Regions from separate parts of the Homo sapiens genome. Here region 1 is linked to region 2. A link is an interaction called in ENCODE POLR2A ChIA-PET data of the cell type or tissue named here. Cell type or tissue: MCF 10A. All regions are shown on one strand. Links, peaks and the distances in the headings refer to the core of each region. The heading gives the core; the rest is flanking DNA. Region 1 overlaps JAZF1 (JAZF zinc finger 1). Region 2 overlaps JAZF1 (JAZF zinc finger 1).

What was found. ChIA-PET counts read pairs that join two places held together with the same protein. Peaks named below come from ENCODE experiments on the same cell type or tissue, not always from the same donor. Only the 100,000 strongest peaks of a DNase experiment are listed, where the experiment ranks them.
Region 1: POLR2A ChIA-PET joins it to region 2 with 5 read pairs; 5 of 35 experiments call an interaction of 5 or more read pairs at or near these places.

What each region holds. Positions count from the first base shown.
Region 1 is chr7:27,871,500-27,876,881 of GRCh38, reverse strand. All of the region lies in intron 3 of JAZF1 (JAZF zinc finger 1), which reads left to right. Among named protein-coding and RNA genes, the nearest start is that of TAX1BP1-AS1, 130 kb to the right of the region's middle. In MCF 10A, for the core only: no CTCF peak of the experiment used is centred there; a DNase peak (open chromatin) is centred at 2,651.
Region 2 is chr7:27,924,978-27,930,359 of GRCh38, reverse strand. All of the region lies in intron 2 of JAZF1 (JAZF zinc finger 1), which reads left to right. Among named protein-coding and RNA genes, the nearest start is that of TAX1BP1-AS1, 190 kb to the right of the region's middle. In MCF 10A, for the core only: no CTCF peak of the experiment used is centred there; no DNase peak of the experiment used is centred there.

The DNA of each region.
Region 1 (5,382 bases), core at 326-5,325, 54 kb after region 2:
AGTATAGAGCGCTCATTGTGGAAACCCACCAGTGCACAGACCTCTCTCCAGGGAGAGTAATGGAAACTCTCCCGCCCAGTTCCATCCTCTGAGGAAGGACACTCAGCTCATGATTTCTGCTTTATTTGAATCCAAATGATCTTGCCATCACCTTGCGTTTTATACCTAGTCTGCTATCCGGGATCTTATTTTTGAGAAAGATCCAGCCATGCCTTTTACTTTCTTGCTTGCCAAAGCTAATTATTAATTAGTGAGATAAAAGCAGTTTAATACTTGACATTTTAAGAAACTAGGCTGGCAAAACTTACCTAGAGAGAGATTAAAAGGATTCAGAATTCTAATCCAGGCCTCTTTCTGCTTTAAGTACTTAGCAAAATCCTAGCAGTTGTGATAACGGTGGTGTTAATGGGACTGGAAAATGGAAACGTGCACTCTGGAGGGAGAAGGGCAGAAAGGGATGGTATGCCCCTCGAGGTCCTATCAGATGCTCTCCCAAGAGTCAAGGTGGAAACAGATGACCAAAGCTATTCTAGAGTCCAGTAGAGTTGACTTTTCAGAAATACCAAAAATCAAGATTACCTAAAGAGGAAAACAAATCAGGAATTATGCTGTATTAGATAAAACAGTTCTGGAAGCAGGTTGAAGAGAGACCCTCTGTCCCTTCCACCCCACCTTGGCCAGAGGCATTAGAGGGTTAGCCCCCTAAAGGAGTAAGAACAACGCTGTGAGTTACCATGCGGGGACACCCAGGATGTACTGGGCACTTGGCTAACCAGGTCATTCACACACCCATTTTCTATGCAAATGTAGACCAGAAGGTAAGAGACATTAGGTAACATGCCCCAGGCCACACTGCTAGGAAGTTTTGGTGCCTGGATCTTAACCCAGGGCTGCCTTGCTGCAAAGCAGACTCCTGAGTGCTCTCCTCTGCTGCCTCTGAGGACTTAGGAATGACTGGAAATATAGGAAATGTGATTCCTTTGTGTGTCCTTCCATAACATTCATTTTAGCTCCTAGGATAATTACTAGTTTTCCAGGTATAACTAGGATAGGTCTGGTTAATATACTGAACAAACATCTGAGTGCTTACTGTGTACCTAATGAATGTACAGAGATAAAAGACATAACCCCAGTATCCCAGAGACTAGTGGGGAGACAGATGGTAAGATTCACATGGGGTGGACAGTTCTCTGATAGGGACGAGCTCAGAGCCCATGCAGGGCAGGCACCTGCCTAGCCCAGACTTGGATGAAGAGTCAGGAGACCTCTTGGAAGCAATGATGCCCAGTCTGAGCTTTAAGGATGAGTACCTCTTAGATGAAGAGAAAAAACAGGAGTGTGAGGCTAGCTAGGTCTGGTGGGTGGGGTGGGGGAAACATGCCCAGATGACAGGAGTTGGCACTTTTTGCTACGTTGAGGGGAAGTTAAGGGAGGGTTTTAAACAGGGGAATGTCATGGTTTGCTTCACATTTTTAAAAGGTTATTCTGACTGACCAATGACTGCTGGGATTGGGGCTGTAAAAATGGCTAAAAGAGGGACTCTATTCCAGCTGTGCCGAGGAAAGAGGAAAGTGATGTAAGGCTGGGACGAGGATCACAGAGCAGGGAAGTGCGGATGAACTCGGAATGTTTTGGAGTAGAGCCGATGGGAGTTGGATGAGGCTGGAAGAGAAAGCGAGAGAGAAAGACTCCCAGGCAGCCGAGTGGAGGCTGGGCCATTTCTTGCACGGATGGGAGACAAGCAGGTTTTCAGGGGCAGCCTACAGTCAAGGACTATCTTTTAGAATCAAGACATGGTCTTAAATCACTGACCGCCTCTGTCACAATATATGGTATTTCAATAGTTCCCAAGCTTTTCCCAGTGACCTTCAAAATACGGCTCTCTGGGACCTACCCCAAATCTAGCAAGTCAAATTCCAAGGGATAGAGCCTGGACCTCGGGTCTTTTCTGCAGCTCCCGGCGCTCCAGCACTGCCGGTCCAACATCATCTGTAGGTAGTGTTTGCAAGCCACTGCTTTGTTTTCTGTTTTCTGGGGCCAGGCTTGATGATCCCAAAGGCTATTGACCAGCCTTCCCACCCAGGGCCCAAGGCAGTGCCACGCCAAGCCAGCCCTCATTGATCATTGTCCAGCAGGCTGCTAGCGATTTCCCCAGATAAGGATCTCGATTAAAGGTTCAGTGGTTGGCCTGATTCAGGCCATGCTTCTTTGCTCTTTTCTCCTAGATGTTAGATGTGTTCTATGGGAGGAACTTTGAAAGAATAATGTTTTCCTAAGTGACAGGAATGTCCTGTATGTTAATGTTTTTTCATAAGGATCTAAGGTTCGGATGTCTGTCTGAATGATCTGATTCTCATAAATCGACAGATTGGTTCTGGAAATCCCATGAGCCTAGGCTGTCTTGAGAGATTTATGGCACTTCCTGCTCTCGTTGGGCCAGGAATAACATGACAGCTCCCTCTGCACTTCTGGTTTTTGTTCCTGAGGGGGTGGCAAAGGAGGGCAGAGGTGTGCTGAACCATACCACTTTGAAAGAAAACTGTCCAGACTTATTTTCCAGAACCTCAGAAAAAGCCTCATGTTCTGCTAAGGACGTAACAGTCTTCTGCCCCCTCCCTGGGGATTTTCCCAGCCTCAGCTCCTTCAGCCACATGGGTTCTGTGGTGTGGGATCAGGGCCAGGGCTGGCACGAGCCCATGGACACATTCCAAGGCTGAGCCAGCCTTCCTGGGCAGTGACCTTGGACCTTCAGCAGCAAGGCCCTGCGCCCAGCTGGAGATGAACTCATTCCCACCATGGTTTAAGATTCCTCCAAATAAATGTTAATGAGTTACAAATTAATTCCTTCTTGGCCTGACCAAGGAGAAAGACTGCTTATGATTGCCATTCCAATTAGAACCCACGCCTGGCAAATCTGTTTGACTGAATTATACATGATCCTGGTGGAAGTCTGATGTTTTTAGTCCATATAATAATTGCATCAGAGTGTCTCAGTCTACCTTCTCAGCAGCATATCAGAGTGGAGTCAGGAAATGTTCCACCAACTCTCTAGAAGAGAGACAGGCAACTGGCTCTAATGGCTGTTCCTCGAAGACCCAGCACTGAGTGCTGGAGGGGATGCAAAGATGAGCCACGCTCAGAGAGATGGCAGTGAAGTCACAGAGGAAGACAAGGTGTAAATAAAGCTCCTAGGAGACTCAACCTCAGTGCCTTCAGTGAACCGCTATCATGGTTAAAAGGGGTAGTAGGCACATCTACTGGCAACAATTCAGTTAACAATGACCGGGGGAAAGTAGCATTTGAGAGGTTTTCAAGAATGAGTGCAGGAAAGGGTAGAGGGTGGGCTGAGTGTTGTGTATTTCAAGCCAGAAAAACCTAGACAGCCAGCCAGGGGATGGTTGGGGACCCATTCCACACCAGTGAACTGGTGTGTTGGGTTCGGGAAGCATATGCATAGATATAAGGACCTTAAATGCCACGCTAAGGAATTTGTGTTTAATAGAGTTGGCAGTGGAGCCACTTTTAATAAGCAAAGTAACTAATGCAATCAAAGAAGAGCGATATGGATTGCAGCTATTTGGAGGAAGGTTGAATGTGGCAGCCAGAAAGAGGATGGATTGGAGGGCCAAGAGACTAGATCCTGGCATATCAGTTAGGAGGTTATTTCATTAGCCTGGGTGGAAGTATGAAGACCTTGTCGGAAATAGATTTGATTTTCTTGATGAAATTTCTGCATGTTGGACGGGAAATGACTTGATGTGGAAGCTTTTCAGTGCTGTCATGCATAACGCACAAATCCCTCCCAGTTGATAGAAACCTACCCCGTCGCTTAATATAAGTAAACTTTGTAGACGCTGGAATGTTTATGTTTGGCCCAAAATGGCTCTGGTTTTTTACACAGCTGTAAAGTGTATTTAACTCCCAAATATAAAACACTTATTGACTACTGGTTCATAGCTTCATAAAACAAGGCTCCGTTGCGTAGGTACTTTTTGTTGCCATCCCCTATCTTTTTATGCAGACCTGTTTCCTGATATTGTTATTCCAATGGGAAAAAAAAAATCGAACCCAAGTAAACTACCTTTTTTACAAGCAGCCTGAAGAAGAAAGCCCCAAAGACAATAAGGAGCCTCCGCATTTATATTTTTAACCCAAGATTACAGCTGCAACTAGCAGGGAAGCAAAATCGCTTTAATTGTGAATGTTTTTCATTGTGGTTGTGAGTGTAAGTAAGTAACAGATGTTCATTTTCCCCAGTTCAACTGTTTTTAATTCTTTCTTGAACATGTGGAGAGAGAAATCTTTAAACACTTGCCAAAGTTGAGTTAACATCCCCTGGCTGAAGGTAGAAAATGCCCTACTGTGTTTTTTCTCAGCCGTATACCCGCGTGGGCTGCCCTTGCCACAGAGCACAGGGGAAGGATTCCAGCTGGCACAGGTTTTATTACTGCTAAGTTAATTTGCAGAAAAAGCCTTTGGCGGGAGGGGTCTGTTCGACGTTTTATATATTTACTTATTTACTCTTTTTCAGTTATAAATAAAATTGCACTGTAAAACATTGCAGCTTAATTGCAGGAAACCCAATGCATTTTTTGTTGTTGTTCTGCAAGTGGTTAATAGCTTGTTTTTTTCTTTATATGGAGTTGGAGAAATCTTGTGTAAGAATATGTTTACAGCCAAGGCTGTGTGACTTGGTTTATCATGTTTTTCCTGTGCTCTGTGGAACAGACGGCTGTTCATTATTGAAAGGCCTTTTTCTGTGGAGAATGGAGCTTGCTGGCGGGGACGAGTTTATGTGAGAATGCAGAATGACTTCCAGAGACTATGGGCGCTCTGTGGCTATAAAGCCTCAACAGCACCATAGGCAGTGACATTATAACAATTTGCTTTAGCACCTCAGAAGTGTTTCAGCTGCATTTTCTGAAGTGAGCCCCGCTGAACGGAGCACATGCCACAGATAGTACCACCACTTTCTCCCAGCCTTCCATCCTTGACATGTGTGTCTCCCCACCTTCCATCCTTGACAGTTCTCGTGTGACAGTCGGCTGAGGCAGAAAAAGTTCTGCCCACTTGAACCATATACCCTTCACACGCTTCTAATTCTAGAACCCACCCCAAAAGATTGGGATCATCATATAATTAACATTCGAAGCATGTTTTTCTAAACCTTCACTTTTTAGAAAAATATAGACATAGAAAACATTTCTCTTGGATGCACAAACTTGAAAATTTTGCCCCTGAAGCAGTTTGAAATGGCCATTTACAAATGCATACTGTGCAGGCTTCTTGGACATTGATGACACTACCCATTGCAGAGGTTGTCTGTGTCTCCCCCGAAGGTTTGCTGAGTATCTGTTCATTAATCCTTATTTAGCTAACTGG
Region 2 (5,382 bases), core at 292-5,291:
GTATTGTAATAACTGTGTTCTGATCAAAAAGTAATATATGTTCATTATAGAAAATGCAGAAAATTGGCCGGGCACGGTGGCTCATGCCTGTAATCCCAGTACTTTGGGAGGCCAAGGCGGGCGGATCATGAGGTCAGGAGATTGAGACCATCCTGGCTAACACAGTGAAACCCTGTCTCTACTAAAAATACAAAAAATTAGCCGAGCGTGGTGGCAGGTGCCTGTAATCCCAGCTACTCGGGGGGCTGAGGCAGGAGAATGGTGTGAACCCGGGAGGCAGAGCTTGCAGTGAGCCGAGATCGCACCACTGGACTCCAGCCTGGGCGACAGAGCAAGACTCCGTCTCAAAAAGAAAGAAAGAAAGAGAGAGAGAGAGAGAGGGAGGGAGGGAGAGAGGGGGAGAGAGAGAGAGAGAGAGAGAGAATGCAGAAAATATGGAGGAAGGGATAGAGAAGGAAATAAATTCTCCCAAAATTTTGCTCCCCAGAGATAACCACTGTTGATATTTTGGGGTATATCTTTCTAGGCTTTTTTCCCACATATATTACATGCATTTTTAAAAATTGCTATTATACTGTCTTAGGAATAATAATACTGCCATTTATTATTTGGCTTCACTCTGCGCTTTGCAACAGCTTAATCACTTAATCCTGACAGCATCCCTCATGTACAGATGGGATAAACCTCATTTTACCCATGAGAAATTTCACCCAAGAGGTTAAGTCTTTTGCCCAAAGTCACACAGCTCATGCCTAAACTCACATTCTTAGGTACTGTATGTACTCTTCTACCTACAAACTTCTGCTTACAGTCAATAAGCTAAAGTGCTTGTAACTGGCAAACTAAGTAACTTCTTTGTGGTTAAGGTACTATTTAGTAAAAGTGGTTCTTATACCCTGTAGTGAAGGTTTTCATTGAAGATTCCAGGCTGACCCTCACTTCATTCTGTGAGCCTGGATCTCCTCCACAGGTCTGCTGGACACACTCCCTGGCCTGCTGGCCACCAGATCTTTCAGGGTGGCCGCCACTTCTGCTCCCTCCCCCTGCTGGCCACAGCACCCGATATGCTGTGGGCATGCCACAGGCCACGGGGCAATGCTGCCTGCCCACTGGAGCCACCCTACCCTAAATCACAGGGAAATATTTTAACCACTAAATAAATCAGAAACCAGAATATAGCAGCTCCTCTAAAGGAGCTGGCTCCTAGAAGACTGCTTTATTTATTAGTTTTGAAGAGGAGTCCAGAGGGATAAGTTGCTTAGAATACTTTCAGTTGCAAGAAAACTGAGTTGCCAGTTTAAATCAAATCTTGAACGTGCCCCTCTTGCCCAGGTTAGATTTTGAGCCTGTAGGTGAGCATCGTCCATGCCCTTCCTGTCACCAACTGCCATGTCCTCTGTTTTTAACTTTTAAGTCCAGGGGTACATATTTTCATATGTACATATGCAGATTTGCTACATAGGTAAAGTGTCATGGGGGTTTGTTGTACAAATTGTTTCATCGTCCAGGTACTAAGCCTAACATCCATTAATTATTTTTCCTGATCCTCTCCCTCCTTCCACCCTCCGCCCTCTGACAGGCCCCAGTGTGTGTTATTCCCCTGTATGTGTCCATGTGTTCTCATCATTTAGCTCCCACTTATGAGTGAGAACACGCAGTATTTGGTTTTATGTTCATGCGTTACTTTGCTGAAGATAATGGCCTCCAGCTCCATCCATGTGCTTGCTCTGTTAGAAGGCTGTAACTCAAAAATGTTTAAGAAGGGTACTTGCACAATACCTAAGATGGGCACTAGCAAAGAACAAAACAAAGAATTAGTGTCCTTTAGAGCATACTATATCAGAACTTAACAAAAGCAAGCTTTTAAGAATTGTGTTTTCTTCTTTGTTAGAAGGCAAATCTAAGATTGACTGCGACATCCCAGTCGTAAAAGGCCTTGCCTGCAATTGGCTTTCCATTGGGAAACCCAATAAAAATTTGTTAATGCAATGTGATTCAAAATTACTATGAAAGTTAAGAATAATAAAGCTGAACCTAAATAAAGTGCTATTAAATGTGTTTATATCTGTATTAGGCTTAAGCTGCACTGGCAATGAAAAGTTTCTACTTTTCATTGTTCAACAGTTTCAAATGTACCAGAAAATGCTGGCCAAAGACTATTGCCTAACTGAAACCAGATAGGCCCAGACTTCCAAAAGCTATGAGAAGAAAATAAATCCCTCTGTTCAAAATAATCTGAGCATTTTAAGTATAGCCATCACATACCATTTGGCACAATTTAGTACAAGTCTCTGTTGCTTTTCAGTAAATATATAATTAAATAAATACAAATGAACTATTCAAATAAAACACAAACATGTTGACGTAAAGTTATATGACCTCATGTTGCATGTGGGCCTTGTAGATTCAATTATTATTTCATTTTATCAAGTACATGTAAAATGAGACGTTTTCATCATAGGGTTCCTGAAAATTGATTTGGGGAAGAAATTCTTGCCTCTAGAATTTGCTCTGACCTTCTTGTAGGATACTAATTAGCATTTGGGGTGATTTAAAGGGTGCTGAGAACTCCTTACCCAAACAGCATTACCATATCTACCATTATGAATTATTTTTTTGGTAACTTCTCTTCATAGTTCTTTTTTATATTTTTATATTGCAATATAAAAAACATCTCTTGTGAGATGTTATTCAAATGAGAAATATAGCTTGATGATTCTATGAGGCCCTTGCCCACAAAGGCTTATAGTTTACTTTAAAAAGCAGAGGGAGGCATTAAAATCTCACTACTTGTTAAATACTATATACCAGACACAACTATAAGTACTTTATAGTTATTATATGATTTAATGCATACAACAACACTATAAGGAAGATACTATTATCCTCATTTTACAGATGAAGATACTAAGGCACAGAGATGTTGAGAAACTTGTCCATTGTCACAGAGAGTAGATGATCAAGCTGGGATTCAAATCACAGCAGAAAGGTTTCGCAGCCCATCCTCTTAATGTTCCTAAGTGACCTTCCCAATAGTGAGAGTTTATTTGTTCATTTCTTTAGTAAATATTATAAATAGAAGTGCAGGGAAGAAATTGGGATGGGGGCTCCACAGGGGACTCCCAGCTGAGCACGAGAGTGCTGGAGCCACTGCCTCTGGGAATCCTGGGAAACTCTGAAGGGGGAGACAGAGCAGCTCCTGGATCTCCTGTGCATCCTCGGCTACTCAGTTACTCCCTTCTCCCTGTTCCTCAACTTCTAGAAGATAACAGAATCAGTTTGCAGAAAAAATTCACCCCATTCTTTTGCCCCTGGCAACACCATGAAGATGGAAGGGAGGAGTATGTCTGTCCATACAAATGAAGAACTCCCGGGGAGATGTTCTGTCCCCTGAGAATCTACAGTGATGTGGTCTAATCCCCTAAAGAAGAGGGCCAGGCTGCTGTTGTCATGATATCAATGCTGTCAATACATACCTGCTTCTAGAAACCTTACCTCTTTGTTGCCTCCTGCCACTACATTTGGACTCTGCCATACCTCCAATCCCCAACATGGAAGGAACTGGGAAGAGCCCCAGCCTGAGAGGATTCTTGAACTCCTCGTTCAAAAGAAGTGCTGTCTGTCAGCCATTCAGTGCCTCCATTCCTCAGTGTCCTTGTCTGTAAAATGAGTCTTGTAGTATTCTTTTTGTCTACATCACTGACTTTGTTGTGAGATTCACACAACATTTGTATTGACAAATATTTGTGGAGTGTGTTCATACGTTGAAGGCAATGAATGAGAGATGACAAAATAGGCTAGAGTGCTGATATGGTGACTTTTTCCAATTAGTAGAGCACCTGTATGTTCTTAGAAGAAAGTCTGATGTCTTCTTGACATGCACAAATTACCCAAGAACCCAGTGGTTTGCTCAGAGTCAAAAAGGTCAGTCTTACTTTATAGATGTTAAGGAAAAAGTGCGAGCCAGGACCTGAATGGCTCTTTTTCACCATCTCCCTTGTACAGTGTTGCTGTTGAAGGTATGTCCTGCCAGTTCCAAGGATTAGCTGCTATTTGGGGGGTTTGCAGGTCCATTTATGGCTCACACCATGGTAGATCCTTATGTGGGCCTCTCTTCACAGCTTTGTTTCATAATTGTACTCTCAGCCAAGATTTCCCCAAACCCAAGTACTGTGTCCAGGAAGATGGTTACAAAGGAGTTTCTAACTCATCATATACTCTTCCCAAACCAGCCTTCCTCTCCATCTTGAGCCTGTCCTTAAGATGTCCTGTCTGTCTTGAGCCTGTCCACACTCTGCCTGCCCTAATGATAACATCACTCCCCTTTGGGGACTCCCTTATCATTCATGCAGAGTGGTTCACTTCCTTCCAAGTATTCAGCTCTGCATACCACAGGGGACTCTCCAGGCTAGCCATGGTGAGGTTTCTAAGGTTTTTAGTACACCTTTCTTTGTAACTACGGAGGTATCATTCAAGTGGCTTCCCAGAAGAAATGTGATCTGCATCCAGGTGACCTCAATAGATTCCTAGTTGTAGGAGGGGCTGCCATGATTTTTAAGAACTCCTCCGATGGGTGTTTTGCTTACTCTGCAAAAGACACATAATACACAACATCCAAATGAATATTGGCCTTGGGCTGGGCACATGGCTCATGCCTGTAATTCCAGCACTTTGGGAGGCTGAGGCGAGAGGATCCCTTGACGCTGGGAGTTCGAGACCAGGCTGGGCAACATAGCAAGAGCCTGTATCTAGAAAAAAATTAAAAATAAAATGAGTGAGGCACGGTGACCCATGCCTGTAGTCCCAGCTACTTGTGAGGACGAGGTGGGAGAATCACTTGAGCCCAAGAGTTAGAGGCTGCAATGAGCTATGACTGCCACTGCACTCCAGTCTGGGCAACAGGACGAGACCCTGTCTCTAGAGAAATAAAATAAATGAATGTTGTCTTTTTAAAAAGTACCACACTGGGGGATGTTTACCTGACCTGTTTCAATGACTCTACCATTGCTCAAAATATGTTTTCAGCTGCTTTTTTGGCATGGCCTTCAAAGATAATTTCAAATCTCATGAAAGGCTGAGATTCTATTTAGCTTCACCTTATTTGTTTTGGGTAAGTTTTTGCTGTGTGGTTTTTACTTTAAGGGGTTCTGGGAGCTGAATTACCTACATTATTCTCCAAACTTGACTACAAATGGCCTTTGGCTCCTCAGTGATAGTTACCACCCTTAGTGATCTTCCATAGAAGTCCAGGTATTTTCCAAAGGTGTTTTCAATAGGAAGTCCAAAATGTTTTTGAGTAATAAAATGGCAGTGCAGTAGAGTAAGTACATATATCCTCCTAAGATGGCAGCATTAAAGGGAATAACCCTATTTTTAAAAATA